Regions from separate parts of the Homo sapiens genome. Here all the other regions are linked to region 1. The links are chromatin loops, found by intact Hi-C in ENCODE. Cell type or tissue: heart right ventricle. All regions are shown on one strand. Each heading gives the region's core, and the rest is flanking DNA. Links, peaks and the distances in the headings are about the cores only.

Region 1 (10,621 bases), core at 780-8,779:
ACTGTTTATTTCTGGAGTTTTTCAACAAATATTTTTGGACCACAGTTGATTGTGGACAACAAACTGCAGAAAGTGAAACCACAGATAAGGGGCACTACTGCATTCAGCTTGGAGATTGTAGTGGTTTTGACTCTGTGGCTTGATGGCTTTTGTTGGTCCGGGAAAATTCTTAGCCATTATCTCTTCAGATACTGCTTCTGCCTCATTCTCTTTTTTCTCCTTCTTGGACTCACATACTTCACATGCTCCAGATCGTTTCACCTCGTCCCATCTGGGTCTCACATTCCTCTACATTTTTATCCTTGTTTTTCCCCCATGGATCACTCTGGCTGTTTGCCTCTGATTAAAATGCCGTGTAACTAATTGTTTCTTCAGCTGTATCTAGCTTGCTGTTTAACACATGAATTCTTAATTGTAGTTACTGGTTTTCTTTTTTTGTTTTGTTTTGTTTTGTTTTGTTTTTCAGTTTTAGAATTTTCATTTGGGTTTTTCCTTTAATAGTTTCCAGTTCTCTGTCAGAATTCTCAGTCACGTCTTTAATTACTTGAACATATTGTAACCCAGGGCAATAATACAAGTCAATAAAAATAGACACACAGAGGTTCCAGATATTATCTTGGATTTCAGCCACAACTTGTTGCCTCATATGCCCAGTTATTGTGTACAAGGAATTGTGGAAATAGTTTGAGACTCTGGCTGGCATTAAGCTTATTCTAGAGTTTTGCTTTGGGCAGGCAGGCTTAGGGAAACTAGGACATGTAGTCCATGCAGGAGTTGACTTCTGTTCCAACTGGGCTTCACGCTGTGTGAGGGCTGGTCTGTTTCTCATATAGTCTTAACTCTTAGGGTGTAGCCATCAGGGTCCCAGCTGAAAGCTTGGGGTATTTACCACCGCCACACCAACCTCTTCCTGAGTAGACTGGAATGTTTTAATTTTTGTTCTCTTAGACTTTTGTGCTGCTGAAAGCTCTGCTTAGCATCTTCTCAGCAACGGGTTTTGGGATGCATAACTATTATCTATCTAAGAAAGAAATAACAATTCTCTAATCATCAAATATTCAGTTACTTTTCTTATTTTCCTTTTGTCTCATAAATAATCTCATAAATAGTTGGTCTGTACAATTCAGGATCCAAACAAGGTTGACATATTGAGATTGGTTGCTTAGTCTGTTTTGTGTTGCTATAACAAAATAACACAGATTGTATGATTTATAAACAAGAGAAGTTTATTTGGCTTATGGTTCTAGAGGCTGGGAAGTCCAAGGTCAAGGGGCTGCATCTGGTGGGGCCTTCTTGCGGCATCATTCCATGGGAGAAGGCGGAAGGGCAAGAAGAGCATGCTCAAGAGAGAGCAAGAGATAGAATTTATAGCCACAAGCCCTTTTATAATTGGCATTAATCCATTGATGAAGGTGGAGCCCTCATTATCTAAGCACCTCTCAATAGGCCTCACCTCCCAACATTGTTGCACTGGGGATTAAATTTCCAGCACATGCTTTTGTGGGGACACAGTCAAAGCATAGCAATTGTTATATCACTTTTAATCTCTTTCTCTCCCCTCTTTTTATTTATTTTTATTTATTTTTTATTTTTTTTTGCTTCTGGAGATAGGGGTCTCACTATATTGCCCAGGCTAGTCTTGAACTCCTGAGCTCAAGTGATCTTCCCACCGTGGCTTCCCAAAGTGCTGGGGTTACAAGCATGAGCTACCATGCCCGGCCGCTTCCCCCAACCCTTTTTTTTTTTTTTTTTTTTTGCAATCCTATGGTGCTCCCTATAAACTGGAAGGAGAAAAATCCATAAATTGGATCCAGAGGCTTAAACGGATTCAGATTCAGGAGACACTTAATGCTACATTGTCTCTCACTTTATGATGTTGAGATTGATCAGTAGTGAGTCATTTTAGGTTTTGCCAGCCTGGTTTGTGCATGAGGAGTGGCCTCATCTGCCAGTCACCTAAAAATTTTAATAGTGATGGGCATTGTGCAGATCCACTGTGGCACTGGGAGCTGCAAAATGGTGAGTCCAGTGCCATTATTCCTTCTGCGTTTGTTAGCTTAGCGAATTCCTTTTAATTCAATGTGTATTCCTCCACACACACAGTTTTCTCAAGTTTTTTTTTTTTACAGAGTGTTTTTGCTATTTTCTCTCAAAGAAGCAATAGCAACTAATGTTAGTTATCCTTCCTCTGCCCTCTATGTATTATTATTACTGATAAGTTTTGCCTTTGTAACGTCATTTTCTTTTATTATTTTACCATTGTTCTATTTTTCTTTAAGAAGGATGCTCTCCTATAATAAATGTCTGCTCTTATCACTTGATTTCCTGAGGTATCCATTCTGCCCTTTATTTTCTCCACTGTGGATTTTAATTTTACGTTTTCAGATGATTCCTTACAGTCTTTTCTGGCCCTGGTCACCTATTTTTTTTCTTATGCATTTCTGTCCTAATACGTAGACTCTATGTTATACTATATTCTGTTACAGATATAAATCTGTCTCCTAAAGTTTTCTTTTAGTTATTTTATAGATAATTTCCACAGGTAATTTATTTCTGAATCCTCTGAATGATGATCTTATTATTTAGGTTTTTTTTCAAAATTTGCATGTGAATTTTAACTAGGTGCAGTGTTTGCAGGTGGTATGGGTGAATTATTCTTTCCTTCCTCCCTTTCCTTCTCGATGGTGGTCTGATTTCTTCTGAGAGCTACAGTTGGGATGTAGGGTTACATGATATTCCCAGTTCAATCCCTGTTCGTAGTAGGAGACTATTGTATCTCTGCTCCATTGCGTTGACATTTGCACCAGCCTACACTTCCTGTTTCTCTAATCCTTTGAACCTATGAAACAATGCATATACATAGCCCTGCTTTCTTAAACAGAGGCCGGGCACTTCCAGGCTGAAAAATTTCCCAATCGGCTGGGCGCGGTGGCTCATGCCTGTAATCCCAGCACTTTGGGAGGCCAAGGCGGGCAGATCACGAGGTCAGGGGATCGAGGCCATCCTGGCTAACACAGTGAAACCCCGTCTCTACTAAAAATACAAAAAAATTAGCGGGGCGTGGTGGCAGGCGCCTGTAGTCCCAGCTACGCGGAAGGCTGATGCAGGAGAATGGCGTCAGCCCGGGAGGCGGAGCTTGCAGTGAGCCGAGATCGTGCCACTGCACTCCAGCCTGGCGACAGAGCGAGACTCCGTCTCAAAAAAAAAAAAAAAAAAATTTCCCAATCATAGACAGAGGAAGATGGGCATTCCAGGCAGAGTGGTCAGCATAGGTGGGAGCCTGGAGGCATAAAGCAGCATAGTGGGCTTGAAAATTTGTAAATGTTTCCAACTGCAAATATTTTTGTATGTCTCCCTTAGGTAAAGTATACAGTAGTGTTATTATGCAAACTTAACCTTTCAGGCCTTTGCAGCTCTTCAGGATTTTCCCAAGGCTCTGGCAATCCAATATTTCCAGCTGCCCAAGAGGCATCCTGCTTGGCTCACCCACCATACCACAGTGTCAGTACATTAAAGGGATTTGTTATCTTTTCCCACAAATCAGTTGTTTTTCCTTCCACGAATAATGTTTCTGTAAGGCCTGGAGACCTTGGAGTCCTCTTTGACTTCGGTCTTTAATGGCTTTTCTGTGTTGAAAGTTTCTGAGCACTGTGAAGTCCCGGCCTTCTCTGTTTTGTGTTGCCTTTTCTGTCATCTAGGCCCTGTTGTGCCAAGGACCGTTGAGCAGTCTCCACGTGTCTTCCTGCTTCTCACCTTTTGCCCCTTCAATGTGTTCTCCGTATGGCTGCCAGATTTGTACTTTGTCTGAAATGCTTATTTCATCCAATCACTTTTCTCTCCTGAACCTTCAATACCTCATCACCCATAGATGACAAAATCCGAATTGTTCAGTTTGTTTTTTTAGGCCCTTGTCGCTCACATTCCATGGTACAAACTATTTTTGCTATGCTGGTCTTCTCGCACTGCCTCGAGTATATCCTGCCACTGTAAGAGTTTTGTGCTTTTACTACTTTAATAGGAATTCCTTTATCTCTCCTTTTGACCCCATAGTCTTTAAAAAGAACATCAAAGACCATTTGGGTCTGCATTTTTTACCTTGTTCTACAGTCTCTGACAAGGTGGTCATGACTTTCAGTGCCTGGGGTTTGTTGTGTTCTGCCCCAGAGCTTTCTGTTATTTATAATACCAGTTCATCTTTCTCTTTCTCTTTTTGGTGCTTTGCATTGTAGCTTGTTTAGTGTGCGTCTATTTGTCTTCATGCCCAGAGTGTATGTTTCTTAAAGAAGCTTAGTATCTTCTGTGTGTATTCAAATACTTAGTTAAGTTCATTTGAACTTTAAGGTCTCCAGAATAATTTTAACAACATATTGCCTTCCTACCATGTGTCTGGGGGAAGACAGAACTGGTGCAGTATCTATTCAGTGATCAGTTTATACAAGAGCTCAATACTTGTGCTAATTTTTTAGGTAGTTAGAAGTTAGCTCTTTAAGCACTTTAATAATGTTCCTTCTTAAGCATTGATTACTGCTCCATTTTGGCAAGCATGGGATACTGATGATTAGTTAACCTTTTATATTTTTGATGATGAACTCATATTTGTGAGACTTATTCTCTCTTATTGTAGTCCTCAGGTAAGTACCTAATGCATGGTAGACACACATGTTGGAATTACTTCTGATTAAATGTGTCAGTTATTATCTGTTACCATGCCATACGTGCTATGGGACACTAAACTGAATTTGTGTATTTTCGTTTTCTTGGAGCTTTTTTACTTTCTAGTCTCTAATTACATGCCTTTTATAAAATTGAAGAGTATAATCTGTAGCTTCCTTATAGACTGTGATCTCATTTTTGAATGAAAAAGTGAGGGTGGTTGTACAAAAATTCATCAATGTATGGTTGCGATTTGTTAACGTTATATAAATTAAACTCCTAAAAAGGTATTGAGGTTGCCTCTCCTTTGTTTTTCTCAGCCTTAATAAAGCCTTTATTTTTATTGTTCCTCATTGCCCTTTTGTCCTGTGGGCAGCAAAGAAATACGGGACTAGATAGACAAGAGACTTGATTGGGAGAAAGTGCAAGGTGTTGGTCTGGGAACCCCAAGGGCCAGCCAGGGTTTGCCAGGTCTGTACTTTGCATACAAGAAGGCCAAGAGTCTGAAGACTTGAGGAGTCTATAGTAATTAGTACAGTCTCAGGCAAAGAACGAACAGATAACCTCCTGGTCTGCTCAGTAGTAAGGCTTCAGCAAACAGCCCAAATCTGAATTTAGGATAAGGGCCCTTTGCCCCTTCTAAACTGCTAACCTAAGTAGGAAGTGCGTTCCACATCTGAGCCTGCAATTGTGAGTTCAGGAAAATACAAGGCGGGCAGCCAGAGAGACAGTTCTGATCACTTGAAATTTTTTGGCAGGCTTTCATTCTCTTGGTTTAGCATTAGTAAACAGAGTAGTCTCTGGAGAGCTTTCTGGTGGCAATTGCTGGGGGTTTCAGCTCTTATGAACACGGCTGTTAGTTAGAATCCCCCTTAGTGTTCCCTGGGGAAGCTGGCCATACAGTACCAATTCTCCAGCCTTTTTTCATGTCCTCTTGCTTTTAGATTTTGGTCTACCCAAATCACCTCAAATAAAAGATCTGTTTCATAATGCAACTGAGTGCCCTTCCAGATGCCTTCAGTCCCTTAGAGGGTTAGAGCATCTGTCAGCGGTTCTGACTGCTCTTGTTTTTCCGTAGTGCCCAGAATCAGTTTTGTAGAATATTCTCAGAAATCATTCTGTCTACATTTAAAAAACCCGCAAGTCATAAGCATTCATAGGGTCAATTCTGTGTAATTGATAGTATTGATCAGGAAAAGTTTGTATTTTCTAGCCTAGCAGCTTTTATTTACTGAAGATCCATCCCAAAGAGCTTTTGTTTATTTGGCTTATGTTTATTGATATTTACTGTATCAGTAATTAAAATACATTTTAAATCTTTATTAATTCATTTAAAAAGAATAGTAGTTAATCATGACAAGTTAACATAAGTAAATACATTTTTAAGAAAAAAAAATCCCTGTATTTTCCAAAACAAAAAAAAATTAGACAGATGAAAACTCTTACATTTTTACAAATCTCTTTAGTATTAACCAAACATAGCTGGAATCTCATATCTGCTTTTGCATTCTGTTTTCTTATAACATGTCATTTTGGGTAAGGCATATGAAGAAAATCCAGCCATGGAGATATTTAGTTGGAAAAAAAGAAGAGTGGTTTTTCTTTTGTTTGTTTGTTTGTTTGTTTGTTTGTGATGGAGTCTCACTTTCTTACCCAGGCTGGAGTACAGTGATGCGATCTAGGCTTACTGCAGCCTCTGCCCCCTGGGGTTCAGGCGATTTTCCTACCTCAGCCTCCTGAGTAGCTGGGATTACAGGCGCCTGCCACTGTGCCCGGCTAATTTTTGTATTTTTAGTAGAGACAGGGTTTCACCATCTTGGCCAGGCTAGTCTTGAACTCCTGACCTTGTGATCCACCCTCCTCGGCCTCTCAAAGTGCTGGGATTACAGGCGTGAGCCACCGTGCCTGGCCAAGAAGAGTATTTTAATACCCTTTTTAGATAATTGTGGATATTCTTCTTTGATACTGTACCCAAACTGGACAAATGCTATTTTCTTAAAGATTAATTGCAATATGGAATCTGAAACTGCATTAACGAGCTTTTCATAGCTTGTGTACTCATGAGAGAATGAATGTAAAAAAGTAAATAACATATTGATTGTACCTTATGATAGCCACGTGAAGTCAGGAAGCTCGCATTATTTCTACTTCATGGATGAGGAAATTGAGTCCAGCAGAGTGCCACTTAATAAGCTATCTGTGGGAGAACTACTTGTGGTTCATAGTACTAAATTGCCCATTATAGGCTAAGTTTAATTTGGGGGATAGATTAATTATCCAAAAGGTAAAGATCTCCTGCTTAAATGACTCTTTGGTTTCTGTCTCCTGATTGGACCCTGATTGATAAATGCAGAGGTTTTTTTTTTAATACTCTATTTTATTTTTATTCTAGACTTATTCTGGACTCTTCTGTGTAGTTATAAACCCTTACAAGAATCTTCCAATTTACTCTGAGAATATTATTGAAATGTACAGAGGGAAGAAGCGTCATGAGATGCCTCCACACATCTATGCTATATCTGAATCTGCTTACAGATGCATGCTTCAAGGTAATTGGAAATATTTGAATACTAAATGCTCAGAATTTCTTAAATGTAATTTACTGTTTTTTAATGTCTCAATGTATTCTACAAAAGTTAAATTTTATTTTTTTAAAATTAATAAAAAAGTAATGTTTATTGTAGAAAAATTGAGTTTTTAAGATTAAAACAGACAACACAGCCATTTTCTGTAAGTATGATAAGTATGTTTGTTGCTCTAAAACAATACCTCATAAATTTGTATGTTAAAAAGCATCTAGTTTTCATATACATTTGATTCCCACCACAAGGCGGTCTAACCAAAGCTCATTATATTAGGTTTTAAAACCAATAGGAAGAATAATAGGAAAGGTAGATGCTGCACTGGGGAAAGAAAAATTGTAAAGTATTATTTGTGATTTAAATGCATGTAAAAGGGTGACAATAAAAGTTAAAAAGCATGTGTTAAGTTGGTTGATTTTGATTGTATTCCTTTGGATCAGAATGAATATAAATTTGAGGAGTCATTCATTTGAACCCTGGCTTTAGACACAGTGATTTATGGAGGGACATTTTTAAAAGACCGGAATGTAGTGGTTTTGAATGCAATTAATATTATTGCTCTACAAGACTTCATTTAAACATGGGAGTTCCTGGTGCTACGTGAAAACCCAATCTTCTGTAATAACTCTCCCTCTCTCTCCTTTTTAATGTATTTTTTGTTACTAAATTCTATAAGTTTTAATAAAAAGCATAAGGTTCTTATAAAATCGTTCCACAATCTTCAGAAAACGGGCTGTGCTGCACCCACTTTTCATCAAATTGCAGGTCATGGCAAGTTCTTTTTGGTGATCAGGTCTGAAGGATAGTGTGAAGGAATTAATAAAGTACAATACCCACGTCCTACTTCTAGTTTTTGTTTGGATACTTATTATATACCAGATCTTCCAGGGCAAACAGGAGGTGCTTCAAGACTAGAATAGTGTCATACATAAGTTGGTAAGGACAGTTTTGTAATTTAAAAATGAGCTTAGGCTTTTAAAGAAAGATTAAATTTAATAATCTTTTTTTGGAGTTCAATACAATTTCTTAGTATTCTTAGGGAATACTAAGAAATGGCTAGGACTGTGAAAAATTGCTGTTAGAGATGGAGAATGAAGAATCATCCACTCTTTTTGTTTTTGGTTCTGTCTCTGTTAAGAAGAATGATCTTTAGATGCAGAAGAGTGTTTGTATTAGTGAGCAAACTGTGCCATATGTGGGAGAAGAAACAGAAGAAAGCGCTCTCTTTCTCTGATTAAGCCCATATTGTTCCTCATTTAAACAGATAACATCTCACAATTGAGATTGTTGACCCTCTGGTCTTTGATGTATTCTATAGAAGGGGAGTTTCCAGAAAGATGGGGACAGGCTCACATGTATCATTCTAATTTTTTAAAAGGGAAACCTTTAAACCAATCCTTGAGCTTAAAATATGTTAAGAGAACAGTCTGAAAACAATGTGAGTATATTGATTAATGACTGATTAATGACTGAGGTTGACCAGATCTATCCGGATGTGCACCAAAGGGTGTGTGCCCCCTTTTAATATTTTTATCAGCATACTTGAAGAGGTGGGATGCATTCCTGTAAAATTTGTCAATGGCATGAAACTGGGAGGGATAATGATACATTTGATGAAAAGAAACAGGATTTAAAAATCTCTTGACAGGTTGAATGAGGAGTTGAATCTAACATAATAGTTAACAGGGATAAACATTATATCCCATTAGTGGGTTCCCAGACCAGCTGTATGGATACAGTATGAGGAAGAATTGTTGGCTCTGTGGCTTTGCTGGTGAAAACTCCTCTTTAGTAAACAGAATGAGGAAGATATGAGGCAGATGTGGCTTATCAGCATATCATATTATTAATATCATTTTTAGTGCTAGAATAAACATTTATTGAAAATTACTGTGTGTCAAGCACTGGGTAAAGGCTTTGTGTCTTATTTAGTTAATGACAAGCTTGTAAAGTAAATAGAATTACTATCCCTATTTTACCAAGGCACAAGAAAGTTAAATAAATAACTTGACCAACAAAGTGTATATAGTGAAAAATACAAGCTAGGATTCAAAACCAGGCAGTGTGACACATTCTTATCCACAATAATAAACCTCCATGTGAAAGTTAAAAGGAATTAGTTGATGATAGTTTTGATTACATAAAAATTTAAAAGTTTGATACAGAAAATGAAAACAACCCACTCTAAACAATTTCCCTTTGTATTTGATTTTGTAAGTAGGGGGCTACCTGCTGATCTACTACACAACATAATTGAGGGGGCATCTGCAGGGCTAGTCAGACATTAGCATATGCAGCATTGCTGGTAAAGCTCACACCGGCTACCAATGCCAATCAATCTAGGTCTTCAATTACAAATGTGAATGGATAGCTAAGTGTCACTGGACCTAAGAAGAGGATCAGTAGCCTGACCAAGGACCGTGTGGAGAATTCAGAGCACGTGGCCCCACTGATCTATCATTTTAGATTCAATTCCCCATCCAAGCTGCCAAGAGCTTTTAAGATTCTGTTTCTTGGCCGGGCACGGTGGCTCACGCCTATAATCCCAGCACTTTGGGAGGCTGAGGCCAGCGGATCACGAGGTCAGGAGATCGAGATCATCCTGGCTAACACGGTGAAACCCCGTCTGTATTAAAGAAAATACAAAAAATTAGCCGGGCGTGGCAGCACGCGCCTGTAGTCCCAGCTACTCGGGAGGCTGAGGCGGGAGAATGGCGTGAACCCGGGAGGCGCAGTTTGCAGTGAGCCGAGATCGTGACACTGTGGTCCGGCCTGGGCGAAAGAACGAGACTCCGTCTCAAAAAAAAAAAAAAAAGATTCTGTTTCTTGCATGAAATGTATTTATCATCCTTCCTAGTTTCATATCATGCACAAACTTTTTGGTCACACATCCCACATCTTTAAGTGTATTAATAAAAAATATTCAAAAGTTTTTGCTTTTTATGTGAAAAAGCAGGAAGCTAGCTTAATTTTTTTTAAATTGGATTTTAGGGGATACTGTATCAAAATGCAGTTGTGTGCCTGGCACATAGTAGTTGCTTAATAAATATTTGTTGAATGAATGAATGAAAGCAGAGTTCTTAGACGTAAACTTGACTGCAAAAAATCATACATTCATTAAAAGCATGGAATGGTAGATTAGACAGAATTGGAAACTAGAGCAGTAGATTTGAAGACTAGAATGGAGACCAAAAAGAATCAGATGGTGCTTATGAGAGAAGGAGTAGGAAACATGGAATGTATTTGTAGATTCTTGGGTTCCATGAAAAAAGTGATATTTTTGAAAAAGGTCACCTGAACTAAAGACACACTCAGGTGTTCAGATAAAAGTGCTGGGTGGAAATAGTGAAAGGAGATACGCTTCATCTTGCATACCTTGGTGGATA
Region 2 (10,621 bases), core at 1,680-9,679, 51 kb after region 1:
AATCTAAGTCCTAGATCACTTGGGGATATTCAGTAAAGTTTTTCATTTTTGCTTCTGAAATTTCACTTTGTCAGGTTGTCAAAGTGCTTGGCTATGTCTTGTAAAATATCTGAGTATGAGTGTCATTTAGCTAGAAAGTTGATAATTTTCAACTTCATAAGGTTTTTGTTTTGTTAAAGTGTTTTTAAAATAGAATACATGTTAGTGCTTTGGCTTATAACTGAGATTTATTGGTTACCAAATATATTTTCAGAAATACCGTTCTCTTTTGCCTCCTTCCACACCACAGGCCCCTGCAGCCCTGTCTCCTTCATCATTGTTCTCCATGCATCTCTTCTTTCACTGCTCTTTGCTTGGCCCTTTGCATCTAGCCGAAAGATATTTCACTGGCACTCACTATCATGGCTAGTGCCACTATGGACCCTAGGTGTGAAAAGGACACCAAGCTAGGGAACTGATGAGGAATAGAGTGTTGCATGTTGGTGACTTTGCTTATTTATCTAAGTAAGTGACCACATGTCTGAATTATTTTGGAACATTTCTCTACAGCTCACCTGTTCAGAGGCCCCAAATCTTTTTTTTTTTTTTTTAAGTACAATTTCCATTTTATTTTTCTCCAGAGAATAGTCTGTCTTCAGTCTTTAAGAACTCAGCTCCTTACATGGGCTTTGGTGGGAGACATGGGGCAGCACCCGCAGGTCTAAATCGGGGTGGGGGTGTTCGGTCCTTGCGGGCTTCACGAGATCGATTCCTGACTACTTTGCTGTGAATTGCACAACTCACACGGTAATGTAGCTTCACACACAGCTTGGGAAGCACATAGGCATCGAAGACACTTGCTTCAGAATGCCCCTGACTGCTGCGGCCTCCACTGTGTTTCGAATGACGAATTTCTTAATGGCCTTGTCCTTGGGCATGCATCGGGCACAGTTAGTGCAGCGAATAGCCTGCACGTGGCCGCGGCCCTTTTCAGCACGACCTTTGTTCCTTCTTTTCTTTGTCATCTTGGAGGCACGGACCGGAGAGGAGAGGCCCCAAATCTTAATTTTCTCCCATTTCTCCTTTGTTTGTTTTTGTTACTGAGTTTTTATTTTATAATCCTAAACTTAACTACAATCCAGCTTGATGTCGAGGGGAATAAGGAAACCAAAGAACTGCAGTGAGACCACAAAGATTACAGGATATTGTGAGCAAGTGGGATGGAGGGATGCTCTCCTGAGCTACAGAAAGAATGATTTGGTGGTTAAGATCAAACACAAGCAGATTGATTAGAGTTGTCCGCAGTTGGCAGTGGTGATCTTCTTGCCAGTCTCACCATTCCCGGACCCAGAGCACTCCATGGCTTCCATGATATTCACTCCCTCTTCTCACTTTGCCAAAGACCTTGTGCTTGCCATCCAGCCACTCAGTCTTGGCCACACAGGTGAAAAACTGGGAACCATTTGTGTCGGGCCAGCATTTGCCATGGACAAGATGCCAGGACCTGTGTGCTTCAGGATGAAGTTCTCATCATCAAATTTCTCCTGGTAGATGGACTGGCATTATTATGGTGTGTGAAGTCAGCACTCTGGCAGATAAAATAAACCCTGGAATAATTCTGTGAAAGCAGGAACCCTTATAACCAAATCCTTTTCCTCCAGTGCTCAGTGCACGAAAGTTTTCCACTGTTTTTGGAACTTTGTCGGCAAACAGCTCGAAGGAGCTGCATGGGCCAAAGGAGTTACCATCAACAATGATGTCAAAAGAACACAGTGGCGTTGACCATGGCTAGAGGCAGGTGGCTTCAGGTGGCAGCGATGACTACAAAGCCCCATTTCTCCTTTGAACCTAACTTCCTTTCCTATTTTAATGTCCCGTGAAGGTAGGGAAAAATAAATTCACTAAATATACGGTAAATAACATTTAAGTTTAGATTTTACAGTTGCTAGAATTCAAAGTTATCTGTGTATTAATGTTATCATATTGCCCAAATAAAGAATTAGTTTTGTTTGATGAATTTCAAACTTCTAATTTATTTGAGGTGGTAAAGAAAAAAAAAGGAAATAGTATTCGGAGTTGAAAGCTTAAACCGCATGTTGATATATATATACTTAATAAAGAAGTTAAACATACATGTTGGTGAAAGCTAAAAGTTTATATTACTGGATATAAAGAATTTTTTTTTAGTGAAATGTTTTCTTAAAATAAGAACTAGGTGATACCATATGATTTTGATGAACCTTTCCGCAGAATTAAAATGAGAAGTTTGAGAACGCATTTGCCCAGGCAGTCACGTTGGCCGTGTGTCCTTAGCAGCTCTGTGGTAATAACATTGCCTTTTGACTACTGTCTCTTAAAATAGCAATATTTTTATTAACTCAATGAGGTAGTGTATAGATAATACAGCTGTTTAAAATTATTTGTGGAGAATTTTAACCATCAGTATAACATCAGGACCCAATTTCAGTTTCTTTTTTGAACAGTTCTAACTATTCATAGGATTGATAGCTTTTTAACTTAAATCTTTCTTAGGGGTCTTCCAAAAAACAAAGACAAAATATACTTATTTTTAAAATAGAATGAAGTTCATTCTCTCTTGTAATTACATATGGGTCCATTGAAGCATTTTGTAAATCTAAGATACATTATGGAGTATTAGTGATCTTATTTGTTTCTGTGTCTTGAAATAGTTTGCTGTTTTGTCATCTTAGAAATTGATTCATTATTAACTCATTTATTCTCAACTATGCTAAAAAAAAGAATAAAATAATAAGAATAATGGGATTGCCTAGAAGGATGCTACAGTAATAACTATTGCTTCATCTTTTAATTTATTTATTATATCACCCCAAATATTGCATTGTCTTTCAAGTAGGTATGAAAGAAAACTAGAGAAACCATCTTTGTAGGTTATTTTTAGCTTTTAGTGAACATAGTTGAAAAATCAGAAGTTTTCAATTTCTAGTCATTATGTCAGTGAGAAGGAAATTGACAGAAAAACATTTCACAAACATTGGATGAACCGGAAGATGAATACAAAGAGACAGATAGCATGGTAGACTGTAAAGATGATGATGAAATCAATTATATAAAGAGAGTCTCAGATTGAGTCTCCAGGTGATAGCCTAGAATTTTCTCAAACTTAAGAATTATATATATTTCTAAGGGCAAAAAAGAAACATGACATTAGCATCCAGGTGGTCATTCTGTAGGAAGATTTTCCTTAGTATTTTGCAATAAGATTAAAGAATACTGTTATTTCATCTCTTTGCTAAAATAACAGTATTCTTTAATCTTGTATGATGTTTCTGTACCAATATGTACCTGGATAAGTTTCATAAGTGGACAAATGCAGAAAGCAGGTGTGTATGTGAAAATTGTTAGAAGGAAATAGATAATATAAAATGAGAGAAGTCATTGGGTTGACCATTCTAATTGATGCTTACAAATCTAAAGATGAAAATGTTTTATAATTACAGAGCAAAAAAGATCTTTCTCTTGTCAACAAAATATGAGCTATCAGAATTTTGTATATTCAACTATTGCATTCTGACAATGCAAAGGCAATAATAAGTAAGAGCCTACTGGCAGAAGAGAGAAGGGTGCCTACAGTTGCTATCTCGAATAGCTATTAACCCAGAATGTTGTATCTCTTCAACATAGTAGATGTTACAACTTAGAAGTTGAAATTAGATTGCAGTGTGCCAAGGACTCCTACTCTTTGTAGTGTTTTTGTTTTTGTTTTGCTTTTTTTTGTTTGTTTTTTTCAAGTGAACTTAAGCACAGCACCTATCTTTGAAATACCATTTAGCTTGAAGCAGCTAATGTATGTGGTAAACACTAAGATTGGTAGGCTCGGCTGGCACTGTTTCTGTGAAGCCTTCTCTCCTCCTTTCTCTATGTTCCCATAGCACCTCTGTGCTATGTGTGGAAGTGCACAGACCACATTGTTCTTCAGATGTTGAAAAAGCACAGCCTCAGTGTTCATCTTAAGTTTGGGGAGCATTAGGTCAGCATCTCTTCATGCCAATAATTATATTATTTGTGTAGAGTGCTTATTTGTTTAGCCTATCTCAAAGAAGGGAAAATTTTTCTCCTATTAAAACAAAAATCCAAACAAAACTTTCTCTCCACACCATAAAACAAAACTAACTAAACAAATTGTCAGTTTTATTATGCGACTCTTAATTAACAAGGTCTCTATAGAAGAAAAATACTAAATGCTCACCACTGATAGTCAAGCAGCCTCATAATGATGGATTTGCCTTGTGGTCTCCAGGGGAATTTAAATCATTACCTCAGTAAATTTGATGGCATAAAATCAGTATCTAGGCTAGAGGGCATTGCAGGTTTGGTGACTAACACCATCCTAACTTCTAAAGAAATCCTAAATTCATATCTTTTATTACATTGTCGACTTTCACTGTCACGTGTGTTAGACTCATGTCCAGAGTAATATTGTTTTTGCCATTTGTTTTGATAACTTATGTAGCATCAGTGGTTTTTTTGTTCATGACTTTGTAAGATGTAGCAAGAGCCTGTTTGTCACAAAATGCCTTTGCTTCTTACTCCAACTCCCTCTTGAACACTCCGTGGTTTAGTGGCACTGGGAGCTGGCCCTTCATGGAATGCACCTCTGTTGTGATGACGACATAGTGCCTGAGTATATCAAGCTCGTCAAGTATTTCTTAGTGCAAAGCCGTGCTGTCAGATAACGTGAAATAGAATAGGTACATTTTGGTGGGGCAGAGTTAGGACACTTGGAAAGAGAACCAGGAGTGCTAAAGGAGCTCCTTGACACACACCTGAGATAGAACTTAATCCTGCAAGCTGATCACAGTTTGTTCCTCCTCAAGCAGGAAGTCAGTGTATTCCCAGGGCTCTTCCCCCACACTCCCCACACACATTCCCTTTCACCTTGTTTGCTAGCTTGGTTTGGGTTTTTTTTAATAGGAAAATGGGGTGAGTTCTTAATGAATGCTCATAATATTGAGCAAAAATACAATGGATTATTCATTTTAGAAAGTGATTCCTCTTTTCTTTTTTTAAAATCAACTATTGAGGTGTAATTTGCATACAATAAAATATAGCTGAGGAACTTCTTTAGTAGGTAGCATCCCAAACTGACTACTCATTTTTTTAATATAAGGTAAATATTAATACACTGGAAAAAGTAACACTTTGGGAAGGGTGAGAAGGGCCCTAAAGTCGTAAGTAAAAGGATGGGCAAGCTGCCTGGCACCATAAGCAGAAGAGTGTAAATCTAACGGCTTTCACTTTAATAGGGAAGCATATTTAACTTAATATGTTTATAGTAAATACACAGAATTGAATTATTATTATGTTATAGAATGCTTCACAGATCCGAATGTCATCCTAGCACAGGGGCCATGCTCATCTGTCTAAAACAGATGTTGAGTTATATTTTTAAAATTGGCATTTATCTAGGAGTTCCTAAGATCTCTCCCTTGATTGTTTTTGAAATGTTGGCATACAATAAAATTCACCTTTTTCAGTGTACAGTTCAGTGCGTTTAGATAAATGTGTACGTAGTGTAGTGAGCACCATGCTCTAGAGGAAGAATGTTTCCCTTACTCCAGAAAGGTTTCTTTTGCCTTTGTGTTGTCAGTTCCCTCCTCCTGCCCCTGCCCCTGAAACCACTGACCTGTTTCTGTCCCTAGAGTTTTCAGTAACGTCTGGCATGTCAAGTACATGGAATCATATAGTATGTAGTGCTTTATGTCTAGTTTCTTTCACACAGCAGAATGCTTTTTAGATCCATCCACGTTGTTGGGTGTGTCCCTGGTTTATTCCTTGTCATCGCTCAGTAGTGTTCCATTTTGTGAATATACCACGATTTCTTCATCCATTCACCAGTTGGTGGACATTGGGTTGTTTCCAGTTTAGGGCTATTAAGAATAAAGTGGCTGGGGACATTCATGTACAAGTCCATGTGGATGCATGCATTCCTTTCTCGTGGGTGAAACCCCGCCCAGGAATGGAATTGCTGGGTCATAGAGTAATCTGTGTTTGACGCCGTGAGAAACTGGCAAACTGGCTGTACCGTTTTGCCTTCTCACCAGGGTTGTCTGATAGTTCTAGTTATTCTGTATCTTTGCTAGTCTTTCTTAAAATGTGTAGCCACTCTAGTGGGTATATAGTGGTGTCTCATCGTGGCTGTTTTTACTTAGATTTCCCTAATAACTAATGATAGTGTACATCTTTTCATATACTTGTTGGCCATTCACATATCTTTTGTGATGAAGTGTCTATTCAAATCACTTACCCTGTTTTCTTATTGGGTTGTTTGTCCTACTATTGAAATATAAGAGTTCTTTGTATATTCTGGCAACAAGCCTTTTATCACATGTGTTTCCCAAATATTATCTCCCAGTTTGTGGCTTCTCTTCATTTTCTTTGTGGTATCTTTTGAAGAATAAAAGTTTTAAATTTTGATGAAATCCATTTTACCAGTTTTTAATTTTATGGTTCATGCTTTTTGCATTCTGTCTAGGAAATCCTTGTCTAATTTAAGGTCATGAAGATTTTCTCCTGTTTGCTTTGAGAAGTTTTATAGTTTTAGCCCATGTATTTAGGTATGTGATCTGCTTTGAGTTAAGTTTTATATGTAGTGTAAGGTAAAAGTCTAGGTTCCTTTAATTTTGTTTTGTTTCATTTTGCATATTTTTCAAGCACCATTTATTGAAAAGACTGTCCTTCCTTTCCCTATTAAATTACCTTGACACATTTGTTGAAATGAATTAACTTACATACATGATCAATTCCTGGACTGTCTTCTGTTTCACTAATCTGTATCTCTGTCTTTACACCAATACCACACTGTCCTAGTAAATTTATAGCTTTTTGAAATCAAGTAGTGTGATTCCCCCAGCCCTGGTCTTCTTTCTCAGAATTGTTGTGATTAGTCTAAGTCCTTTTCGATTTCCCAATAAACTTGAGACAGCTTGTCAGTTTCCTCAAAGGAAGCCCTCCAATCCCTTGACTGTTTATATGATGAATAATACTGGTATGTTTACTAGTGTCAGTCCTTCTTAGCAGTCCTAGAATAAACCATTCTTGATCATTATGTTTGTTTTGCAAAATGTTTAACATGTTTAATTTTTTTTTCTTGTTTCTTTTTTTTTCTTTTTTGAGACAGAGTCTCACTCTGTCACCAGGCTGGAGTGCAGTGGTGTGATCTCGGCTCACTGCAACCTCCGCCTCCCGGGTTCAAGCGATTCTCCTTATATATATTTTTATAAGTAAGATATAACCATACCATATTTGCTTTTATTTTGCTTTGAGATGGAGTCTCGCTCTGTCACCCAGGCTGGAGTGCAGTGGCGCGATCTCAGTTCACTGCAACCTCCGCCTCCTGGGTTCAAGTGACTCTCTGGCCTCTGCCTCCCGAGTAGCTGGGATTACAGGCATGCGCCACCATGCCCAGCTAAATTTTTTTGTATTTTTAGTAGAGACGGGGTTTCACCGTATTGGCCGGGCTGGTCTTGAACTCCTGACCTCAGGAGGTCCACCTGCCTTGGCCTCCCAAAGTGCTGGGATTACAGGTGTGAGTCAGCACGCCCAGCTTGCTTTCCTTGTAATATCTTTATCAGATTGGGTACTCAGTGTTATGACAACTTTATAAAATGAATGATGAAATAATCACGATTTTCCTCTTTCCCTAAAACAGTTATGTATAGTAAAGAAATCAAATATTCCTTAGAAATTTGTAAAATTGTTTCATAAGACTAATCCAGCATTTTTAAAGAAATAATTCTGTTTCACTATTTTTTATTTTTATGGGTTAAGTTTTCGGGTTTTTTTTTTCTTGAATGGATTTCTATTTTTCTAGGAAATCATTTATACTATTCAGATTTTTAAATCTACCATTATAGTGCTGGATAGAGTGGTCCTTTAAAACTATTAAAATCTCTCATATTTCAGATTATTTAGAAGAGCTTTTAAAAACTTCTGAATGACTGGGATCTCACTACTTTCTTTTATTAATAATTTCTAATTTTATTATGTTATAGTCCAGGAAAATAGCCTATTCTGTTGCTACTTTTTTGAAATGTATCACAGCCTGTTTTCTTCTTTTTTCTTTTTGTTTGAGGCAATATATAAGATCCATTATTGTAACTAATTCATGGATACTTGTTGTCTTCTTAGTTTATTAGTGTTCATATCCAGTATGTACTTACTTATTTTCAATTTTCTCTTTTTAATTTATTTTCAGGGCAAATTTATTCGGATCAACTTTGATGTAACTGGCTATATCGTTGGGGCCAACATTGAAACATGTATCCTTTTTCATAAATGTATAATCCAAAATAAAGAAGGATTTAGTCTTCCTACAACCCCATGGCAACCGTCTGTGATATCACTCCCAAAATCCAGATGATAAAACTTGAGCCCAGAGATAGCATGCCTTGTTCAAATACTTTCGACTAGTGAATATTAACTCCAAGTTGTTTTGTTGTTTGTAAAACCAGGCCATAACTTATTCACATGGCTGGGGAAGTGGAGAGTGCCACAGTGTTTGTGTGATATAGGACATTCAGATGAATGCAGTTGCCCTCCCCCTATTGCTGTTAGCCCACTTTTTACCATCTACTTCTGATATTAGAAGGATGAGCATGTAATCATTGAAAACATCCTTATAAGATTACAGAGTTAAAGTAATCTCAATTAGTGTTAAGTAGAATAAAGCTGGAGAAAAAAATAAAATGTCAAGTACATAGAATAGTCCTAAGAAATGTCACCTGCATAGAATGGCCATAAGAAGGTTTATATATGTGTATGCACATATATACCCAGGTAAAACACATTTGAGTATAGATGTAATAAAATAGAAATGATTCTGAATGATAGTGTGCCAATTAGAAAGATAGATGACAGTTTTCGGGTACTTAATAGAATAATCTCCAGTGATAGAAATACATTATTTCTATCCTTCAAGGGACAGACCATGATTTTCTGGTTAAGAACAGTATTTTATGCCTCCAAATGGACTCACAGCCAGCAAAATCTGGAAATACTTGAAAATGACAGGAGAATGAATCTGCAGTTCAGCTTTCTTCATATAGGTGTGTCAGAGCATGATTCATATGAGTGTGTCTTTCACCAGACGTGGAGGATGTGTGGGATAGTCTGACTTAAAATTCAGGCTATCTGACACATACAGAATTAATTTACTTTGGTGGCCCCAGGGAAGGTTTACCTCAAGAGAGGCAAACATCTTCCAAAGCTGTGATACACGTTCTCTGAGATGCCGGTGTGACTGTCAACCCATAGGAACTCCGGGAGCATCAAGAACTGTGGATCTGAGCCCCAGATAAGATACACAGCTGGGTGTGCAGTGGTCTGAAATGCAGGAGCTGCTGGGGACTGTGCCACCTGCCCCCTGGGAAGCCCAGGCAGGGTGGGTAGCAGCAGGCGTAGGTACTGGCCGCACCGGTTCTTCAGAGCAGCAGAGGGAAGACTAGTGCTTAATCTCATCGTAGCTGTCAAGGCATATGGGAAAGTTACATGTGCTGCTGAGTGTGAAGGGCGAGTGCCTCTCATATAGGAGGCTTTCAATAGGGTAGCATTGTGGGCACTCTCATCATGCATTTTGGAGTCAAGCCAAGTTTTTGGTTCCTAACTGTACCACTTATTAACTATATTATTTTGACTAATTTCCTTATACCATGGCTTCCTTATTTATAAAATTGTGTTAATCTGGTATTATAGAGCTTCTCCTGCCTTAAACAACTGTACTTCATTTTCAATAGCTTCTTACAGTTCCTCGTATAGTGTGGTATTCTTTGAATGTAATCCAAGTTAGGGGAAGGATGGGGTAGAGTGGAGCTGAGTGAGGGAAGCACGTATAATCTTTAAGTTCCTTCCCAGACCAATGATTCTGGAAGATCAGTGAGGAACGTAAGTTGCACCTATTTTCTTTTTTCACAGATGGAAGACAGTCATTTAGAATAGTTCATTGCAGGATAGTTTATATAATAATCAGAGAAAGAAGATGTTTTATGATTTAAATTTACAGACGCTGAAAGAGGGCCTTTATTTATTTAAGAATTATATTAAATAATTTAATTCTTAACTGTCTTTGCTCAGACCTTCTGGAAAAGTCTCGTGCTGTTCGTCAAGCAAAAGATGAACGTACTTTTCATATCTTTTACCAGTTGTTATCTGGAGCAGGAGAACACCTAAAGTGTAAGTTACAAAGGTTTTTACTATTTTATATTCACTGGAATATCTCTTTTAATTTTTTTTTGAGAAAAAACAATTTTGGGAAACAGTTTTTTACACACAAAACACCAAATTTCCAGCTGGTTAAATCATGAAAATCAAAATGAAATTGAACTTCCATGCCATGGGGTAAGTACTTTATTTTAAGCGGCAGGTATTGTAGATAATATAATCTTTTGTACTTTTATTTCTTTTTTAAAATTTTTTAAATTAGAAGACAAATGATGCGTATTTTACAACTCTGTTTCAACGTTTTAAAATATGAAAGTAAGGGAAAAGAAATTTACCTAATGAAATTAAGTAGAATAAATATTTTTATTTCTAGATTTACAACTGAATATATGTTATTGCTTCCACTAGTACTAGAAAGAGCCTGTGGTGGATATTGATTGATTGA
Region 3 (10,621 bases), core at 988-8,987, 61 kb after region 1:
GGGTACTTGAGATTAGGGAGTGGTGATGACTCTTAAGGAGCATGCTGCCTTCAAGCATCTGTTTAACAAAGCACATCTTGCACCGCCCTTAATCCATTTAACCCTGAGTGGACACAGTACATGTTTCAGAGAGCACAGGGTTGGGGGTAAGGTCTCAGATCAACAGGATCCCAAGGCAGAAGAAGTTTTCTTAGTACAGAACAAAATGAAAAGTCTCCCATGTCTACTTCTTTCTACACAGACACGGCAACCATCCGATTTCTCAATCCCTTCCCCACCCCTCCCGCCTCTCCATTCCACAAAGCCGCCACTGTCATCCTGGCCCGCTCTCAATGAGCTGCTGGGCACACCTCCCAGACGGGGTGGTGGCCGGGCAGAGGGGCTCCTCACTTCCCAGTAGGGGCGGCCAGGCAGAGGCGCCCCTCACCTCCCGGGCAGGGCGGCTGGCCGGGCGGGGGGCTGTCCCCCCCACCTCCCTCCCGGACGGGGTGGCTGCCGGGCGGAGAGGCTCCTCACTTCTCAGACGGGGCGGCTGCCGGGCGGAGGGGCTCCTCACTTCTCAGACGGGGCGGCCGGGCAGAGATGCTCCTCACCTCCCAGACGGGGTCGGGGCCGGGCAGAGGTGCTCCTCACATCCCAGACGGGGCGGCGGGGCAGAGGCGCTCCCCACATCTCAGAAGATGGGCGGCCGGGCAGAGACGCTCCTCACTTCCTAGATGTGATGGCGGCCGGGAAGAGGTGTTCCTCACTTCCTAGGTGGGATGGCAGCCGGGTGGAGACGCTCCTCACTTTCCAGACTGGGCAGCCAGGCAGAGGGGCTCCTCACATCCCAGATGATGGGCGGCCAGGCAGAGACGCTCCTCACTTCCCAGACGGGGTGGCGGCCGGGCAGAGGCTGCAATCTCGGCACTTTGGGAGGCCAAGGCAGGCGGCTGGGAGGTGGAGGTTGTAGCGAGCCGAGATCACGCCACTGCACTCCAGCCTGGGCACCATTGAGCACTGAGTGAACGAGACTCCGTCTGCAATCCCGGCACCTCGGGAGGCCGAGGCTGGCGGATCACTTGCGGTTAGGGGCTGGAGACCGGCCTGGCCAACACAGCGAAACCCCGTCTCCACCAAAACCAGTCAGGCGTGGCGGCGCGAGCTTTCAATCGCAGGCACTGGGCAGGCTGAGTCAGGAGAATCAGGCAGGGAGGCTGCAGCGAGCCGAGATGGCAGCAGCACAGTCCAGCCTCGGCTCAGCATGAGAGGGAGACCGTGGAAAGAGAGGGAGAGGGAGAGGGAGAGCGAGTAAATTCTTTAAAATGATCAAAGTGTTGAAAGAAATAGAAAAAGAAAGCAGCAGGCAGTACCCTGTAGAAGTTAAATGTGATGTAGACAAGAATAACGGGACAGGGTGACCTGCAGAAATTCTCTGCAGGAGAGCAAGAGAGCCAGTCACAAAGAAAGCTGGGAGCATATTTGCATATCTGTTATAACGATAAATAGCCCTGCTATTTTGAGCACTCCTGAGAAATATTCTTTGGCTCTCAAGAATGCATTTGTCAAAAGAGTAAGTTCTCTTTAATTCATGTCTCCTACGGTACAGTAGTCAGTGCGGGTACCTGTTACAATAGTCTGCTGCGCCACATCACATCATCATTCTAAAGGCAACTTAACCACCAAGCAAGCTGGCTTGGAGAAAGTGTTTCAGGGCCTTTGCTGGGCTCGGGACGTGCTTGGTCCACATCACTGTATCTTTAGCTTATGTCCATGGTAGTTTTCATATTCACTTCATAGTGTTTGCTGCAAACTACTTGCTAAGATAGGAATATAGAATATGAGTTTAAAAGCTTTCCTTCAAAAAAGAGGGCTAAAATATTTAAATCTGAAAACAATAGAGTTTTGTCATCTGGACAATTGACATCATTTCGCAGATAACCAATTTCAAACAGAATATTGTACAAACTGCCATCCCCAAAACTCCTGTTAAGGTTTTTGCGTTGTTAACATCATCATTTTCCTTTGTTGGTACAGATAATTAAAAAAATGTATGTTTGTGTATTTACATGAATATATAAAGAAAAAAAACATTTTGCTGGCAATGGGTTGCATGGTGACCACTGCTCTCCTGTGACACTGGCACAGTTTGAATGCAGTTATGGCTTAGTTGTCTTCATGAGTATTTATCAAATTTTCTTCCATTATATTTCCTTTTAGCTGATTTGCTTCTTGAAGGATTTAATAACTACAGGTTTCTCTCCAATGGCTATATTCCTATTCCGGGACAGCAAGACAAAGATAATTTCCAGGAGACCATGGAAGCAATGCACATAATGGGCTTCTCCCATGAAGAGATTCTGTGTATGTGTGATTTCTCTAAGATTCTGGTACTCACTTTCCTAAGACTTATACATCTGGGGTAAATCACCTAAACTAGAAAATGACTGGGAAACTAATGAATTGTATGAAATCCTGAAAAGACATGTCTTACTGAAAAGTTTTGTATAGCTAATTTTTAGCACAAAATAAATGAGAATATGTCTCCGCTACATTTTGAGGCAATATTAATTTTTTTTTTCTTTTTATCAATATGAAGCAATGCTTAAAGTAGTATCTTCAGTGCTACAGTTTGGAAATATTTCTTTCAAAAAGGAGAGAAATACTGATCAAGCTTCCATGCCAGAAAATACAGGTAAACTGATGAATACTGACTTTATTTCTGTTTCGATGGCTTGTTGTGCTCTCTAAGAAGGTGTTACAGTGCAAGCGTAAAAGCACCTCTGAAGCATTTCTGAAGGGACCCTTGAGTAGAGTGACAACATCGTGTATTTACACGAGGGTTCCTCTGATTCTATAAATGAGGACAGGGGACAGGGTGTAGGATGAAAAGGAGCAGTGGTCTCTGCCTTAGCATGCAGGAGGCCTTGGGAATTGAGGGAGGAGAACTCAGCCGCAGGAGGTCACACACTTACCTGAGAGGGTGGTGCAGCTGCCGAGTTCCAGCCAGTGTGCACCTTGCCAGGATTACAGGCCCAGTATTGCCAAATATAAGTGACTTTTCAAAGAAAAATGGAAATCTAGATCTTAATAGGAAATATTCCCATTTTTAAATGTCGAAAATGGTTTTAAATTTGCATTGGTCAGGAACAAAAGTTTGTGACCCAAATATATATATATAATATATTATTAAATATATATTTAATATAAATATATAAATATAATATGGATATAAAGTATATATTTATTAAATATATGTATATATAATATACATATATATTATATATATATCAGTTTGCTTCAGATGGTCTGGAGAGAAAAAGTGAGGAATCTCTATATTGCCTTGACTGCTTGATTATTCTAACAAGTTAGTTATCTTGCCTCATGGAGGCATCCGCAGTCCACTGTGGCGGGTGAAGGCTGACATAAAGTCACATTATCTGCCCTTGAAATAATCGTTTTTTATAACCAATTTGAGGCTTGATAACAATTTAATTCTGTGTGGCTCTTCTAAGGGGCCTGCCTCTCCTGCTGCTTCTTGGTCACCATTTTCTGGCCAAGCTGTGGCACCTCCTATTAGGGCTGTTGATTTCCAGGACCATTCATCTGTCATTCAGTCAAAGTAGTTTGATTGGCGGTTGGGCCTCCATCCTCCGTATGGCTTTTCCATGGTTAAATAGACTTAAAATGGAGCCATCTAAAATGCAGAGTAAGGCATATATTAGTATAGCTTGGCTTTGAAATTTTTTAATGACCCATAAATAGAGGAGGATCAGGTCACTCTTGTAAAGGTAAGGAGGCTGGGCATAGTGGCCATGTAGTCCCAGCTACTCGGGAGGCTGAAGCAGGAGGATGGCTTGAGCCCAGGAGTTCTAGGCTGTCGTGCTATGCCCGTCGGTTGTCTACACTATGTTCAGCATCAGTATATGGTAGCCTCCCAGCAGTAGGGGACCACTAGGTTGCCTAGGGAGGAGTGAACCAGCCCAAGTTGAAAATGGAGCAGGTCAAAACTCCCGTGCTGATCAGTAGTGAGATCATGCCTGTGAATAGCCACTACACTCCATCCTGGCCAACATAGTGAGAACCTGCCTCTAAAAAAATGAATAAATAGGCAAGGCAGTCAAATGCTGACTAGCCATCTCTTGTAGCCTAAAAATGAGTGTGTATTAATTTGAAAAGATGGAAGGTATTTTTCATTAGACCTAAAACTTGTCTGATTTTAAGACTTTTATTTATTTCTTAATACAATTTAATTGTTACTAAGGTTTTTCCAGTGTTTATTGAATATATTGTGAGTAGATTGTAAGTAAAAAATGTAGGATTTAGGAGACTTTTTACACTTCAGTTGCGCAGAAGCTCTGCCATCTTCTTGGGATGAATGTGATGGAGTTTACTCGGGCCATCCTGACTCCCCGGATCAAGGTCGGCCGAGACTATGTGCAAAAAGCCCAGACCAAAGAACAGGTAGGTTTCATGTTCATTGTTATTACTGATTTGTTTGAATGATAAGCCATGGCCATTTGGCCTTCTGATTGACATGTAACAAACTGAATCAATATAAACTGTCTTACATGGGTGTTTTTAGGTACTAAATGAGTTTTTTTTTTTTAAGTATATTTACTTTTTCGTTTTCGAAAAAATTTAAAAGGGGCCGGGGCCGGTGGCTCACACCTGTAATCCCAGCACTTTGGGAGGCTGAGGTGGGCAGATCACCTGAGGTCAGGAGTTTGAGACCAGCCTGACCAGTATGGTGAAACCCCATCTCTACTAAAAATACAAAAATTAGCCGGGCGTGATGGCATGCGCCTGTAGTCCCAGCTACTCAAGAGGCTGAGACGGGAGAATTGCTTGAACCCAGGAGGCGGAGGTTGTAGTGAGCTGAGATTGCACCACGGCACTCCAGCCCAGGCAACAGAACGAGACTCCGTATCAAAAAAAAAAAAAATTTTTTTAAAGGTGATTTTTTAAAAAAAGTAAATGTCAAATTATAATCTCTAGTTTTCCCCAGGTAGATAGATAATCCAGTAGACAAATCTGCATACTTCGGGAACCAGACCAACACAAGGGCCCCTGCCGCCTTGTCCTTGTGCTGGGTGGTACAGCAGAGAGAAAGTACCAGCTTAACTGAGCTGAATCCAGGCGGACAGTGCTACCCAGGACCCAGGCGCATGGGGAGGAGCTTATTTTTATTAGGCGTCTTTACCCATCCCCCAAATTCGTTATTCCCTGTGTTCATTTAATTCTTCTAATATTGCCTTCTATTGATGTGTAAAATTGAGACATGATTAAGCAGTGAATGCCATCTCAGGTTTTTTGAGTGCTGTATAACATTAAATTCCGTAAAACAGCTATTTATGCTTTGTTGAGATTGTTTCCAGAATAAAAGGTTGTTGTGATTTAATTACAGGCAGATTTTGCAGTAGAAGCATTGGCAAAAGCTACCTATGAGCGGCTCTTTCGCTGGCTCGTTCATCGCATCAATAAAGCTCTGGATAGGACCAAACGTCAGGGAGCATCTTTCATTGGAATCCTGGATATTGCTGGATTTGAAATTTTTGAGGTATTCTTCCCCCTCTTCCTCTAGCTCGTCCTTCTTTTTGTTTGTTCTTTTAACAAATATGAAGGCTTACTGTGTGCCCAGTACATACGAGGCACCAGGGATACAGTCCCTGCCATTCTAGTAGAGCCAAACAATAAATGGCAAATAATCAGTGAATCCGCAGGTCTGTGAGAATGCACTGAAAGGGTGCTGTGATAGAACTGGGAGGCCAGCTTGAGATAGCTGTTCAGGGAAGGTTGCTTCTGCATTGGCAACAGTTAGGCTTACTTGAAGGATGAGAAGCTGCCAGCCTCGGTCAGTTTCCCGGCATAATGAGAGTAATTCCAGTGGTCCTGTATGGGACAGAACTTAACAAATGTTCTAAGCTGCTAGAAAGCCAGTATGACTGGATATAGCTGACCAGAGGGAGAGAGGAGTTGGAGACGTGGAGAAGAGCATGGGGCCAGGTCGAGAGACCATCAAGGGGGCCACTGTAGTAGAACACGGGCAAGATGACGGGGGCTTGGCTGGGGAATCAGGAGAGGAGCAAAGTGAGAGGGAGGCACCTGGACGGGCAGTGATCTGTGTACTGCAGATATAACCAGGGTTTAACAATAGATTTCACTGTTGATCTGACTAGATTTATCCAAATACTTACTCATCATCAATGCAGAAAAGTTTCACAGTCACACACCTGCTACGGTGTTTCAGGGAGGTGCATAAAATTTGGGGCATCTAAAAATTTATATCTTTATTTCCATAAATATAGATGTAAACTATGTAAATATAGTACGGCACAAATATTAAGTGCTTTTTGTGATCATCTGTGTGTTACTGTAGCCACTATTGGGTATTGAATTGTCTTATTTTAAAATGAACCCCTTTAAAATTATAAGTCTATCCTCATAAATACTGAACCTGCCACTGCCACTCTAAGAGATTGCTTTAAGGTGTTTTGATTTGTAAATATATTAAGAAATCATGAAAAGTGGCTGGGTACAAATTGCATTAAAAAAATCTGTCACTTTCCTCTACATAAACGATCAGAAGATATAGTGAAAGAAAAGACCCACATTTCCAACTGCAACAAACAGACAAAACACCTAAAAATAAATTTTAAAAGAAATGGGCAAGATTTAAATGAAGGCAACTTTACAGTGCTGCTGCAAAAAAGAAAAGAAGACTTGAACAAGTGAGGAGACACACCCTGTTCTCGATGGGAAAATGTGACATTTATGTAGATGGTAAAAATGCTAAGTTGTTCAGTGAGTGTTATTTGTCATGAGAAAAGGAAAGAAAAAGCCTAAATGCCCACCTTTAGGAAACTGGTTCAAATTATTGTGATAGCTCCATACAGTGGAATACTATGCATCCATTATAAAGAATGGGCTGGCTTTATACACTAAGGAAAGATCCCACAACATAACAAGATACATTGTTAAGTTAAAAAAAATCAGGGTCACACACATACACACATTTCTTAATGCATAGCATATTTCTGGAAAGATCACAAAAATAGGAGATACTGGTTGATAATAGGGAGAACAAGTAAGTTTCATTGAAGTGAAACTGGTGCAATTCTTTGTACACTTTGAATTTTCTACCATGCATTATTGATTTAAAAATCAATTAAAATTATAATTGGTAGTTTAAATATGGAAGACAAGTAGAAATTCATTTTTAAAAATACCATTCTTGGCCGGGCGTGGTGGCTCACGCCTGTAATCCCAGCACTTTGGGAGGCCGAGGCAGGTGGATCACGAGGTCAGGAGTTCAAGACCAGCCTGTCCAAGATGGTGAAACCCTGTCTCTACTAAAAATACAAAAATTAGCTGGGCTTGGTGGCAGATGCCTGTAATCTCAGCTACTCCGAAGGCTGAGGCAGAGAATTGCTTGAACCCGGGAGGCGGAGGTTGCAGTGAGCCAAGATTGTGCCACTGTACTCCAGCCTGGGCAAGAGAACGAGACTCCTAAAAAAAAAAAAAAAACCTTCTTTGTAATGGCCCAGGCTAAATAGAGCAATAGGATGTCATCATCCTGAGGCAAAGCAAAGTTCACCTACATGAACATGAATAAGCAGAATCCGGCAGTCTGTAAATATGAGGCTTGTCATGCGTGCCAGAAATACAGTGTTGAGCAAGGCAAGCACTGCCCCTGCCCTCCTTGCATGACCTCATTCTGAAATAGTGAATTTAACAGCTTCTGGAGAATGGAAAAGATTGGAGTGGCTTTTTCAGACTGTAAATCAACTCCTTGGAGATGGGTTAAATCCTCTTTAATTGAAAATCACTTTTTATAATGAAAGAGGTTATTTATGGGCACATGCAGCTGTGTGAACAGTATAGAAGCAGGAAAGAGGTTGAGCACTTCTAGTGTATAGGATGATTAAGAAAATTATACCTATTAATTCACCCATCTATGCATTCGCCCAATCAATTTTTCTCTTAAAAAATGGGCAGAGTTCACAGAGAAGGAACAGAAATGACAATAACATATGAAAAATGCCTAAATTCACTTTATGAGGGCAGTCCAATATCACTTTTGGTATTGCAAAGGTCAAACATTTGATAAGGGAAGGGAATGCTTAGAGAAACGATAGAGAGTCTCATACTAAGCGCATTCCATGTGCCAGGCCTGGCTGAGCTCTCAGCAATTCCATGCAGTAAAGATGACTCTTTTCCTACCTCACCTTAGAGCCCACAGCCTGAGTGACAGTGGAGTGGGACAGAACCAAATGCATTCTCCACCCCAGCTTCAGAAGCGCGCCCACCACCTTGTTCGCCTTCCTTTGCCTCTGGTTTTTCCAAGCCTTTGTTTTTCTTCTTTTTCTTACTGTCTCATTTATTTATTTATAGTCCTTAACCATTCACTAATAAGAACTGAATTGTTTTACTTGCAGAGCATTCAGTTAGCATATTAAGTTTATTATCTTTTCATTTTAGCAGTTCAGTAATGCAGCCATAGACAGTATGTTCTTTCTCTTTACCTTTTCAAAAAGGCTGTGTGTGAGAGAGGGATTGGGAGACCACCCCCCTTGGTTTAGTCACTGTCATTAGATAGAAGCAATCATGTACTTCCTACCTAATTAGTAATGTTTAATGAAAAATTTTTTTATAACTACATAACTAATTATTCCCATTTTCCCTCCACCTCCCCATGTTTGGAAAATTACCCTTTGACATTTGTAGCTGAACTCCTTTGAACAACTTTGCATCAACTACACCAATGAGAAGCTGCAGCAGCTGTTCAACCACACCATGTTTATCCTAGAACAAGAGGAATACCAGCGCGAAGGCATCGAGTGGAACTTCATCGATTTCGGGCTGGATCTGCAGCCATGCATCGACCTAATAGAGAGACCTGTAAGAGTGCTCACTTGCTCGCTGTCTTTCATTTTCCACTCAAGCAGTGACCTTAAGTGGCATAACCCAAGACAGAAATTACCCAGTCTGTTCAGTGGTGAAATAATTTTCTGATCTAAATTTTCTAGGAAGGTGATACTCTGATAAAATAGCTACAGAATTTAAAAGTCAGTAGCATGCCAGTAAAACCCTTCTTTAGCTCTCCTCGCAGCTTGATTCCTGTCCTTGCTTGCATGGGAATACTGGATAGTGGGCTCTGGCTCGCACAGACTGCAGATGGCCCTGTGCGCTGGCATTTGTGTGTACCTTTCAAAGGATGTGGAGCTCCACCTGACACTTTATTTAGCTGAGAACAAGACGTGTCACGTAAATCCATTTTGCAGATAACTAAAGTTTGGCCTTTTAAAGTACAAAGATGTTTTTATTTTGCCAGATTTTTTTTTTTAATTTGAAGTTTTTGTTCTCAGGGAAGTCTTGTCAGATGTATTTTTAGTGGCAATCTTAGAAAGCATCAGAAACTCTTTTCTTGGTGGTTTAATGTTCTGTAAAAATACATAGAACTCATTCACGTTCAAGCTTCGAGTGTATAACTCATTCACTTTTGGAACTCAGCTCCATGTGATCTCAAGCAAGTGTTGACAATCTGGTTCTGTACTCCTTATCAGTTAGCTTTTGCTCAACAAGGTGTCAGCTTCATTTATTTTATTTTGCTATCTGCCAAAATATAAGAAAAACTAAAACATGATTAACCACCGATATCTGTAACGTAGAGGAAGCTCTAACACTAGTTAAGTAGGTATGTTTGAATAACGCAGAGTTTTCTCCTAGGAGGTGCAGCAGGCTTTGAAGCAGTTCTGGTTCTTGCTGCTCAATCTCTGGTTGCCACTTGTGTTCTTCATGTTTGAAGGTGTTGGAGGTCTAATGGCTAGAGATCATGGATGGTACAGTACCTGCAGTCAGGAGGAGCAGTGGCACATCGGGAAGAGGAAGAACCTAGAAGACATTCACCCCTATTAGAGATGTAGTTCCAGCACATTAGAAATTTGAGTTTAAGGAAAGCAATAGAAAATTTTCATTTGGCTTTTATAATACATAAGAAATCATTTTACCTTTCAAGTCACGTTTAGAGCAAAAATCTTAAATTACTTATAGTTGTGAGGATAGTTGCTTCTTTGTAGCTTATAGGGTCATTTAGAGGTGGCATGCTTGTAGTGACTTCCAGGTAACTTGTGCATACACAAGCACATGAACACACTTCATTACATTTCATCACTGCTTTGTTGCCTAAAGAATTGTTTGGGCATTTATGTAAATAAGGGAAGGGAGTATTTCACATTAGTACTATTGATGACTATATGATATGTTTTTTGAGATGCTCATTATATGCGTCCATATGACACTGGAAGTCCTACATTTTAAGAATATAATGATTATGTACCTGCAGTTTTATTTTAGGATGGACGAGAACCCATAAAATTTGCTAGGTCAGTATCTTTATAGGAATAATTGTGCCGAAAGTCTTCCAAATGGAAAATTACCTGTCTTAATTTTTTAAATGTTTTTAGAGTGTTTTTAAATCTAATGGTTTTGTGACCTTTAAATGAGTCTCACAAATATTAATTCTTCTTAATGTTACTTAATTGCATTTCTTTTGCTTTATCCTCTAGGACAAAATACTTTATATACCATTTTTGCATATTTTTTTTTTACTCTCACACAATAATTGTACTCTAAAGGTGAA

The links. A loop is a pair of places that touch in the nucleus more often than their neighbours do. Peaks named below come from ENCODE experiments on the same cell type or tissue, not always from the same donor. Only the 100,000 strongest peaks of a DNase experiment are listed, where the experiment ranks them.
Region 2: it touches region 1 in a loop (5-fold over the local background); 2 of 110 quality-filtered maps call a loop at or near these places.
Region 3: it touches region 1 in a loop (3-fold over the local background); 2 of 110 quality-filtered maps call a loop at or near these places.

The regions. Positions count from the first base shown.
Region 1 is chr17:8,601,407-8,612,027 of GRCh38, reverse strand. It overlaps MYH10 (myosin heavy chain 10), which reads left to right. Exons shown (of 43, transcript NM_001256012.3): 3 at 7,046-7,202. Among named protein-coding and RNA genes, the nearest start is that of MYH10, 24 kb to the left of the region's middle. In heart right ventricle, for the core only: no CTCF peak of the experiment used is centred there; a DNase peak (open chromatin) is centred at 5,357; H3K27ac peaks cover 3,000 bases.
Region 2 is chr17:8,551,613-8,562,233 of GRCh38, reverse strand. It overlaps MYH10 (myosin heavy chain 10), which reads left to right. Exons shown (of 43, transcript NM_001256012.3): 8 at 8,216-8,279; 9 at 10,090-10,188. It also overlaps the pseudogene PPIAP52 and the pseudogene RPS26P53. Among named protein-coding and RNA genes, the nearest start is that of MYH10, 74 kb to the left of the region's middle. In heart right ventricle, for the core only: no CTCF peak of the experiment used is centred there; no DNase peak of the experiment used is centred there.
Region 3 is chr17:8,540,366-8,550,986 of GRCh38, reverse strand. MYH10 (myosin heavy chain 10) reads left to right here. Exons shown (of 43, transcript NM_001256012.3): 10 at 2,200-2,343; 11 at 2,579-2,674; 12 at 4,325-4,443; 13 at 5,387-5,539; 14 at 8,707-8,880. Among named protein-coding and RNA genes, the nearest start is that of MYH10, 85 kb to the left of the region's middle. RefSeq lists an enhancer at 7,482-7,776. In heart right ventricle, for the core only: no CTCF peak of the experiment used is centred there; no DNase peak of the experiment used is centred there; H3K27ac peaks cover 887 bases.